Regions from separate parts of the Homo sapiens genome. Here region 2 is linked to region 1. Evidence: chromatin contacts called from ENCODE Hi-C or POLR2A ChIA-PET data. All regions are on one chromosome and are shown on one strand. Each heading gives the region's core, a stretch centred on a gene start or an enhancer-like site at or near the end of the contact. The rest is flanking DNA. Distances are from core to core; before and after follow the strand shown.

The links. Hi-C counts contacts between places; a loop is a spot of excess contacts on that map. ChIA-PET counts read pairs that join two places held with the same protein, here RNA polymerase II (POLR2A). Pooled maps may share reads with other maps.
Region 2: a pooled map shows a loop between it and region 1 (2.4-fold over the local background). The contact joins the enhancer-like site here to the promoter of LL0XNC01-250H12.3 in region 1. A Hi-C loop is called at or near these places in 3 of 168 maps with a recorded cell type or tissue (MCF 10A, endothelial cell of umbilical vein and mammary epithelial cell) and 2 of 50 pooled maps. POLR2A ChIA-PET finds 5 or more read pairs at or near these places in 2 of 52 experiments (MCF 10A and WTC11).

Annotation. Positions count from the first base shown.
Region 1 is chrX:103,403,117-103,408,588 of GRCh38, reverse strand. LL0XNC01-250H12.3 (a long non-coding RNA gene) reads right to left here and starts at 3,809. Exons shown (of 6, transcript NR_188440.1): 1 at 3,493-3,809; 2 at 290-431. RefSeq lists an enhancer at 3,649-3,818.
Region 2 is chrX:103,440,779-103,445,728 of GRCh38, reverse strand. All of the region lies in intron 2 of LL0XNC01-250H12.3 (a long non-coding RNA gene), which reads right to left. Among named protein-coding and RNA genes, the nearest start is that of LL0XNC01-250H12.3, 38 kb to the right of the region's middle. RefSeq lists enhancers at 3,920-4,606, 4,607-4,950. Within about 2 kb of position 3,033, at least 2 of the 41 ENCODE cell types and tissues checked have a DNase peak (open chromatin) inside an H3K27ac peak, as active enhancers do; they include mammary epithelial cell, where a contact is called at or near this core.

The sequences.
Region 1 (5,472 bases), core at 2,560-5,059:
GCCTCTGCACTCCAGCCTGGGTGACAGAGCGAGACTCCATCTCAAAAAAAAAAAAAAAAAGTTCACACTTGAGCACCATTAATTTAATGCCTACCATGCAGATTCTGGGACATCTGGAATATCCCTATTAATGTAATTACTCAAATGTACACTACTTTTCTAAGGAGGGGGGAAGATTGCTTTCCCACATGAGATCATACTTAAACTCCAGAGTATTCCTGGTGGTCAGGAATATTGGGTATTTTTATCCTGTTGTATAGACTAATCTAAAGGAAGGGTAGTGACTTACCTAAAGTGTCCCCATGATGGAATCTGGATCTCTTGACTTTTGCTTCAGTAGCCTGTCTAGCAGATTCAACACCACACCTCCATTCTTCTCCACAAACTACTGGTTCTGTGCTGCAGAGTCAACACCCTTGTCTGATGTTACACTAGATGGGAGAGTAAGAGGACAAGAAAGCACAAGGAATGAGTAGGAAGGTAAGAGGATGAAAAAGCACATGAAAAACAGGGGATGGGGTGATGATGCCTGTCCTGTCCCCATTCAGTTACTTGGAAGCTGTGCAATGATGCTTTTCGTCTTCCTCAGCTCCATCCCACAACCCTCTCCCCCACACAGAATGACAGTGAAGCTGTCACCTAGTGGAAATGTGGGCTTATCCCTGCTTGCTATTACAATTGCAAGTATTCTCTCTGTAGTCATGCTATTACATTAATATATGACATGAAAACCACAATCCGTAAGTGAACAAATCAATAAATTGGACTTCCTCAAAGTCAAAAACTTTTGCTTTTCCAAATATATGGATAAGAAAATGAAAATACAAGTCCCTGACTAGGAGAAAGTGTTTAAAATAATATATCTGATGAAGGACTTGTATCCAGAATATAGAAAATATCACAAAAGTCAGAGGAAAACAGACACTTAAGTAAATAAATGGGCAAAATATTTGAATAGACATTCCACTAAAGAAGATATATATATACAAATGTCAAGTAAACACATGAAAAGATACTCAACAACATTAATCGTTAGGGAAATGTAAATGAAAACTGCAATGAGATACTACTATATTCTTGTAAGAATGGCCAAAATTAAAGAAACTGACCATATCAAGCACTGGCAAGGTTGGGGAGGATAAAACTCTCACACACTGCTGGTGACAGCAGTGGTACAACCACTTTGGAAACAGCTTGGCAGTTTCTTACAATGTTAATCTTATATCTACCATATATCCAGCAATTGCACTCCTAAATATTTACCCCAAAGAAAGAACGCGTATGTCTATGAAAAGACTTATTCACATATGTTCATATCAGCTTTATTTATAAGTGTCCCAAATTAGAAACAACCCAAATATCCACCAACAGGTGAATGGATAAAGCAAATAGTGGTATAGCCATACACTGGAATGCTATTAAGCAATAACAAAGAATAAACTATTGATATATGCAACGAAATGGATAAATCTAAAATTAAATAGGGTGAATGAAAAAAGCCAGATTCCTCTTAAAAAAACCTCTCTATGATTCCACTTAAATACATTTCTAGGACATAAAACCAAATCTACAGTGACAGAAATGTGTTTGCCTGGAGACAGGGCGGTAGGAGGGGTAGGGACCCCAGGTACTATAGAACTGAAAATGTTATTTCCTACGAAATAATAATAATAATACTTAGGCTTATCTGGTTATTTTAGGAGATGTGACTAGGTATCATTATAATTGGGCAAACTATCAAGTAATTGTTATTTTCAAAAATACTAAATTCTTGTACCTGACATTTAACTAACACTTAATAAATTCCTGGCCTCTTAAAAAATTACATTGCAGAATGGATGAAAACACGCTAACCATGAAAGCATGCATATTACAATCTCAAATTGCTATGAAGACCTTCTAACCACCTGCATATTTCAACTTCCATCCGAGATACATGGGAATAATGAATTATTATTTATACAGTCAGAAAACTATGTGTAAATTTATTACAAATGCATGTTAAATATCAAGTTTCTTCCCCAACTGAACAATTCATTGCTTTAAGAAAGGTAGCTCCAAATGGGCCTCAAGGGATACTACAAAGCATGTAGCTGCTGATGCACGCAATGAAATCCACCTGTTGAGCCTCTTTTCCAGTGATAAGATCAAAGTGGCTGCTCTACTTTTAGACTACTTTGTGAACTACACAGCTACTATTCTGCAACATACTTCTGCTCAGATCTATGAACTCACTTGAGCCAGGCATCATATCCCACCAAGGATGGAAGTGCTAGAGATCTCCTGAGGACTGCTGTCCTGCAAATCTGAAGTAGAAGCTTCAGCAGTCATCATGACCTAGATCATCAGAACCCACCTCCTTCAGACACCTGATATAAGTTTAGTTGCCCCCGTGAAGTGCTTCCTGGGGAGAGACAGACTCCAGCAATCACTATGCTTTATTGAAGTGACTCTGTGCCTGCAACCATGCTGGGCACTGAATTAGTGACCAATGACACTGACACAATCAGGTAGTGATCATAACAACAGAAGGAACAATGAGTTTCTCACCAGGGCCTTTTCTTCTCCTTTCCATCTATCACCTAATAACAACTTTAAAAAAGAATGAGGAAACTGCCTGAGCCCTTGGTAGAGGAACACAACCACTACCAACCTGTAGCCCAACACCAAGGAATCTGGCACTGGGGACACATACCCCATCTTTCCCTCACTCACTTGCTAGTATCTCCCATTGGCCAAACCCAACTGGAAGCCTAAGGAGAAGGGATCTGAGTTGATGTAATCTATAAGGATCAGACCTGTGAAGCACAGAGTAGGGTGGTGAGGGGTGGAAGCTTTGAAGAGACAAATTGAGGCTATCCAGCACAGTATCTAATATACAACTGTGCTGTAGGCTGAATAACACTCCTCTGCCCCAAAGAAATCCATGTCCTAATCTCTGGAACAAGTGAATATGTTACATTACATGGTAAAATGGACTTTACAGATGTGATTAAGTTAATGATCTTAAAATGGTGAGGTTATTCTGGATCATATGGGTGGGCCTGATATAATTACAAGGGTCTTTATGAGGGAAATAGGGAGGCAATAAAATCGGAGAAGTAGATGTGACCACAATATGGAGGTTAGAGTAATGTGAGGGCATGAGCCAAGGAATGCCAGCAGCTTCTAGAAGCTGGAAAAAAACGAAAATTCATTCTACACTAGAACTTCCAGAAGGAACATAGCCCTGCTGACACCTTGATTTTAGCCCAGTGAGACCTACTTTGGACTTTTGAACTCCAAAACTGTAAAATAATAAATTTCTGTTGTTTTCAAAAAATAAAAGAAAAGAAATAGCCTGAATCCATAAAGCACCCATCGTCCCATAACAACCACAGGGCTATCTATCATCTTGCACCTGTGTTATCACTGCAGGTTGCAGCAATCCTGTGGGTGTGCATTCTTATCCTCATTTTACAGAACGGGACGCTGGGCTCAGAGAGTCCTTACCTGTCTGATCCTCCCACGTCCCGCCTGTATAGAAAGTTGCCCCAGGACACCCGGAGCAAGACATCACACTCACTGGGGCGAGGAGGGTCCCAGCTCTTTCTCTCTCTCATGAGACCGCCAGGGCAACTTATGCCAAAGCGGGAACGAGGGAACTTGGATCTGGGCTCCTTTCGTCTCTCCACACCCCAGGAAGGTTCAGCCCCCACCGCGGGGCACCCACACCCTCAGCTGAGTCCCAAACACCTGAAGGCGGGACCCTGCTCTTCCTGCCCGGCCACGTTGGTCTCTATTTTAAAAGTCTTCACGGTCGCCGTTATGACGTCAGGTTTCTATGGCAACCGTGATACGCAGGCTGGTCCAGCACACCGGAAATGCCATAGAGTGGCCTTTTGACTCCTTGGCTTTCACAAAGAGAAAATGGCTTCACTCTTCAGGCGGCTTCCTGGGTAGCTATAATAATTAGAGGAACTAGGCTGGGACGGAGCCAATTGATAGAATTCTGCCAGGTTTGATGGAACAATGTCCCGGTTGTCAGTAGTTTTGTTTAAAAGTGACAGTAGAGGAATATCACCAGTGCACAGAGACCTGGAGCTCTTGGAGATAAGCTAGCTCACTGAGGAGGAGCATGTACAGTTCACACACCACACTAATCAGTTATCCATCTGTGGCAGAAAACTAAGACTGTCTATAATCATGTGACTAAAAGATCTAGGAACAACAAAATAAGTCATTTAAGATATCTCAGAGTTATTTCAGTAATGCAAGCCTAGAAACCTAATCAATTCAACCATGCAATGGTTTGTCTTGAGAAAATTCTTATCCTTCATTCCTACATGTGGAGGGACATTCATGACCACAACATTTCTAGACTCTCTATACACTCAATCCTTTTCTGTCACAGGAGGAACTTCTCTAATTGGTGAGTTGGGAAGAAGAAAAAGGGGTTGCATTGCCCAGGCTGCCTCCCTTCAAAATTCTTGGTAGTAAGCTGCTCTTCAGGAGCACTTGTTCTTCCCTGCCCTCAGAGGTGGATCTTTTTTTTTTTTTTTTTTTGAGATGGGGTTTCACTGTTTCACTCTTGTTGCCCAGGCTGGAGTGCAATGGCACAATCTTGGCTCACTGCAACCTCCGCCTCCCGGGTTCAAGCAATTCTCCTGTCTCAGCCTCCTGAGTAGCTGGGATTACACGCATGCACCACCACACCCAGCTAATTTTTATTTTTAGTAGAGACAGGGTTTCTCCCTGTTGGTTAGGCTGGTCTTGAACTCCTGACCTCAGGTGATCCGCCTGCCTCGGCCTCCCAAAGTGCTGGGATTACAAGCATGAGCCACCGAGCCCAGCCCAGAGGTAGATCTTACAATAGGCCCACAGTGCTACTCCTCTTTCTGTGCCTCACTGGCTCAACTATTTCTATTGTCTTTCTCCAAATTGCTTGGATTTTTTAAGCAATTTACCTCCATGCTTCAAGTCTAAGCTTGAAATCAAGTAATAAATAGATGAAAGAAGAAAAATACATGGACTTTATTCCTCATAAAGAAGATACTGGAGAAGATGACTTAGATTTGCTGGCATGTGGGCTTCCTATGAAGGATCCACAGAATTGAAAAAGATTTATCCACCAAGTAGTGCCATGACAGGAAAATCATAAAGGCCAAGGACTGCAATGCATATCAAGCTGCTGTCTGGTGCAGGAGTCCTATGTGTTCCCATGGAAAGTAGCTTCCTTGCAAGGCTATCCCCTGTAGCAGGAGAAAGAGTTTCAAGATCTCTTCTTTCAGAAACACTTCTTAAAGTACGTAAATAACCCTTGTTCAGAACGAATACTCACCAAGCCAAAGCCAATCTCTGAGGCTTTCCCCGTGGAGTCATTTGTGACAACACTTTGTCAGTACCTTAATTCATGTGATTTCAATAGAGGCTCATCTCATGGAATTAGGTTCTAAATTCAGAGTAGGTTGAAAATCATATATTGTGATAGCT
Region 2 (4,950 bases), core at 1,784-4,283, 38 kb before region 1:
TATCATGAAAATTCCTTTGAAAATCCATTTGAGAAGGAATTGAGGAAATTTTCAGAAACTGATACCCATACATAAACCCACATGCAGACTATGGTGAAAATTATAACAAAGTCCCACCAAGTCTTCATGGATAATAGAATCCCTATATTATCCAATGATAACAGACTGCAGAAAAGGAGGAAGAGTACACCCAAACCACGGATAACCATTTCTGCTTAATAAAGCATCCCAAACATTAGCCATTTATTATCTCTCAAGATTCTGAGTATTGACAGGCTCATTTGGGTGTTATTCTGTTCTATATGGTGTCTGCCACCCAGGGCTGCCTCTCCCTGTGCTGTCACCTTAATCATCTGGAGGCTTCACTCGTTTGGTACATCCAAAAGAGATCACTTGCATGGATGATGACTGGTGCTGGCACCTGCTGAGAGTTCACATGGGGCTGTTGACCAGACCAGAGCACCTTGGTCCTACCCTATATTGCAACACCATGTATAGGATTGCCAGATGAAATACAAAAGACTCATTAACTTTGAAATCCAGAAAAATAACTAGTACTTTTTAGTATATGTGACACATAATATAATTTTGTTTTTTTTTTAATTCAAACTTAAATGGGCATCTTGTGTTTTCATTTGCTAAATCTGACCATCCTATGGGATAAGCCTCTGAATTTGTAAGTTAAAAACCATCTGAGATAATACTTCCAATGGGGCAGAACTGGGGAAAATGGGATGATCAGATGAAAAACTAACACAAAATCTGGGAATAAAACAAACGAAAAACCCTGGAAATAACAATAAAAGCTAGTCAGAAAAGTAAAGAGGAAATGGGCACTCACATACACTGTTGGCATCAAATGGACATATCTGGTTCTATGGCCATATTATTATGATTTAATGACTTCAATGGCCTTTGTACAGAAGTCCTATTACCACCAACAAGAGAGTTTCAGCTGAGGGTTTACAAAAGGCTCATCAATGTGACTCTGATTTGCATCCTGATTAGGGGCCCTGGCTGAGAGGGCAGGTCAAGTTGTCACATGAGTTCCCTGTTCCAGGGAAGAAACACAGCTTCTACTTATGGAGCAGGTTGTTCAGAGGGTCCTAGCTCCAGGTTCTTCATGTTAGCATCTGGATTTAATCTCATGACAGCCCTGCTAGTGAGGTATCAATATCCTCTCTTCATGGATGTATGTGACTACAAAACAGATACTGCTAACCACAGAGCTAGATGGTAAAGAGGTTGGTCACCAGGTCCACTGCCAGAGCCAGGGACAGAACCTACCAGCCTAGGTACCTTGAATTGCTAGTGAGGGATCTTTAGCAAATTTATCAGGATACGTGCTGCTGTGAGGTTTATCTCTGTTCTCCCTGTGTTTACCCTTTCTACAGGAGGAAGCCAGCCTTTGTGCCCCCTCCCCTTGTCTGAAGGGAGGTTTATGGCAGGGCCAGAAGCAGAAGCAAAGGCCCCTCACCTGCCTGTGCCTTTGAGGACACAGAAAGGGGACAGGTGGGAGACTTCTTCAGGCAGGGATGAGATTGGATGTCTACAAGGCCCTCCAGGAGTAGAGACCTGAGCACTGTTCCATATCAATGCTTGAAGTAGCTCCATGGCTGTCTATTGTGGTTAGGAGTACGTGTTTTGTAGCATCTTGTCATGGTAGATTTTCTAGTTTGAACCAAGAGGTAGAAGAACATGAGTACTGCTCTATATCAATGCTTGAGGTGGATCCAGCCATGAGACAGATTTTCTTGCTTGGATGGAAGAATGGATGAAGCAGGGTGGGCGGCAGGGGGCTGAAGGCAACAAGCCAGCTAGAAAAATGGCCAGTCTGAAGTAGCTGGGACATGTAAGTGATGATGGCTATGGCCTCTTCAGGCTGTATCTGGATGATAAGTTGCCATAGGAACATTGCTTTGTCAAAGAGCATGAACATTAAAAGCTAGCCTGATTAAATTTTAAAATCTTTTATACTAATGTCTCCCAACAAAATACAGGATGAAAGTACCTGTTTTACTAGGTCTGTGCAAATAATGTATTTCACAACATTATTACTTTTCACTTTTCCCTATCTTATTTCTTTATGAATGGCATATGCCTTAGTTCGTTTGCACTGCTGTAACAAAATACCTGAGACTAGGTAATTTATAATGAACAGAAATGTATTGGGTCACAGTTCTGGAGGCCGGGGAGTTCAAGATCAAGATGTCAGCATCTTGTGAGGGCTTTCTTGCTGTGTCATCACAAGGTGGAAGGCAAGAGGGCAAATGAGAGAGTGAAAGGGGGCCAAACTTGCCCTTGTATAACAAAACTACTCCTGTGATAAGAAATCCACTCCTGTGATAATGGCATTAATCCATTCATGAAGGCAGAACCCTCATGGCCCAATCACTTCTTTTTTTTTTTTTCTTTTTCTTTCTCTTTTTTTTTTTTGTTTTTTAAAGAGACAGGGCCTCACTCTCTCACCCAGGCTGCAATCATAGTTCACTGTATCCTCAAATTTCAAGTGATTCTCTCTCAGCCTCCCAAGCAGATGGGAACACAGGCACACAGCACCATGCCTAGCTAACTAATCACCTCTTAATTATCTCACATCTTAATACAGATTGAGCATCTCAAATCTGAAAATATGAAATCTGAAATCCTCCAATATCAGAAGCAGTTGAGTGCAAATATAACCTGCAGAAATACTCACTGGAGCATTTCAGATTTTGAATTTTTTGATTTGGGATGCTCAACTGGTAAGTATAATGCAAATATTTAAAAATCTGAAAGCTAAAACACTTCTAATCCCAAGCATTTTGAAAAAGTTATACTCAACCATACTGTAACAATGGCAATCAAATTTCAACACGAGTTTTGGCGGGGACAAACATTTAAACCACAGCATCTCATCAATGGCCCCTCAAAACTTATGTCCTTTTCACATACAAAATACGTTCATTCCATCCCAATAGCCCCACAAGTCTTAACTCGTTCCAACATCAACTAAAAAGGCCTAAGTCCAGAGTCTTATTTAACTCAACGGAAGGCATGATTCATGCTGAGGCAAATTCCTCTCCAGATGTGAGCCTGTGAAATCAAAACAAGTTATGTATTTTAAAATACAGTGGTGGAACAGGCAATGGATAGACACTCCCATTCCAAAAAGGAGAAATAGACAAGAAAAGAGGGTCCCACGTAAGTCCAAAATTCAACAGGGTGAACAACATTAAATTTTAATGCTCTAGAATAAGCTTCCTTGACCTCATGTCCCATCTCCTGGACACACTGAGGTGAAATTGGGCCCCCAAGGCCTTAGGCAGCTCTGCCCCTATGTCTTTTCTGGGCTTAGCCCACACAGCAATTCTCATAGGTTGGAGTCTCATGCCTGCAGCTCTCTTAGGCTGGTGTTGCACAGTAGTAGCCCTACAATTCTGGGGTCTCTCAGGCAGTCCACTCCCAAAATTCTACGAGGCATTGTCCCAGTGGGGACTCTCTGCAGTGGCTCTGACCCCACAGTTCTGACTGGAGAGAGCCCTGACTAAGGAAATGCCCAGCAGAACTTCCACATCAAAGCTGAGTTTCCACTGGGCATTGCCCTAGTGAGGGCTCTCTGCTTTTGCTCCACCTCTGCAACAAGTCTCTGCTTGTCCACCAAGGCTTCTGAAACATCTTTTGAAATCTAGGTAGAGGAAGACGTGCCCATACAGCTCTTGCATACGGCACACCTGCAGAGTTAGCATCATGTGGATTCCACCACAGTTTATGACTTGTACCTTCCAGTGTGGCAGGTCGAGCTGCACCTTGGCCCATTTGAGCCATGACTGGGGTAGTCAAGAAATGCTGCACTGGAATATGGGGAGCAGAAAATTGAAGCAGCCCTGGGACGTGAGTCCAAAGGTTCTAAGGTCGTCCTCAGCCTCTCTTTTTGACATATTTCCTTCACCCAGGTCTTGGCACTCAGAGCCTGTGATGGGAAGGGTGGCACTGGTAATCTCTGAAGTGACTTTGGGTTCATTCTCCCATTGTTCTGATGAATAGCCCCTGGCTTCCTTCTATCCACACCAATCTCCTTATGAAACGGTCACTTGGAAACATCCTTGGTTTCCTCTCCTGAAAGTGCTCTTTGATTCTCTACCACCTGACTAGGCTGAGAATCCTTTAAATCTCTAAGTTTTGTTCCCCACCCCACCGCCACTTTTTTTTTTTTTTTTTTGAGATGAAGTCACTCTATTGCCCACGGTGGTGTGCAGTGGTGTGCTCTTGGCTCACTGCAACCTCCGCCTCCTGGGTTCAAGCGATTCTCCTGCCTCAGCCTCCTGAGTAGCGGGGATTACAGGCATGTGCCACCTCACCTGGCTAATTTTTGTAGTTTTAATAGAGATGGGGTTTCGCCATGTTGGCCAGGCTAGTCTCGAACCCCTAATCTCCAGTGATCCACCTGCCTTGGCCTCCCAAATTGCTGGGATTACAGGCGTGAGCTACCGTGCCTGGCTCCCTTTTAATTATAAATTCCATCTTTAAATCATTTTTTTCTCTAGCATTTTACTGTATGCAGTTGAAGGAAGACACACAACATATGGAACGTTTTTTTGTTTAGATGTTTCTTTCACCGATTTCCTAGCTCACTGCTTTTCAACTATGCCGTCCACAAAGCCCTTGTGTGGGCTTGGAAACAATTCAGCCAAGTTCTTTGCCACTTTATAATGAAGATGGCCTTTCCTCCAGTTTATAATACTTTGTTCCTCATTTATATGTGAGACCTCATCAGAATGGCCTTTACTGTCCATATTTCTATGAACATTCTGATCATTACTAGAGGGTCAAAGATTTTACCAAAATATTTGTCAGGGGGAAAGTCAGGAGAGCAAAATCACCAGGTGGCCATCGAGTAAGCCCTGGAGACACAAACTCCTTATCTGAGGAATTTAGAAGTGTAACGAAGAAAGCCAAAAACACCTGGCA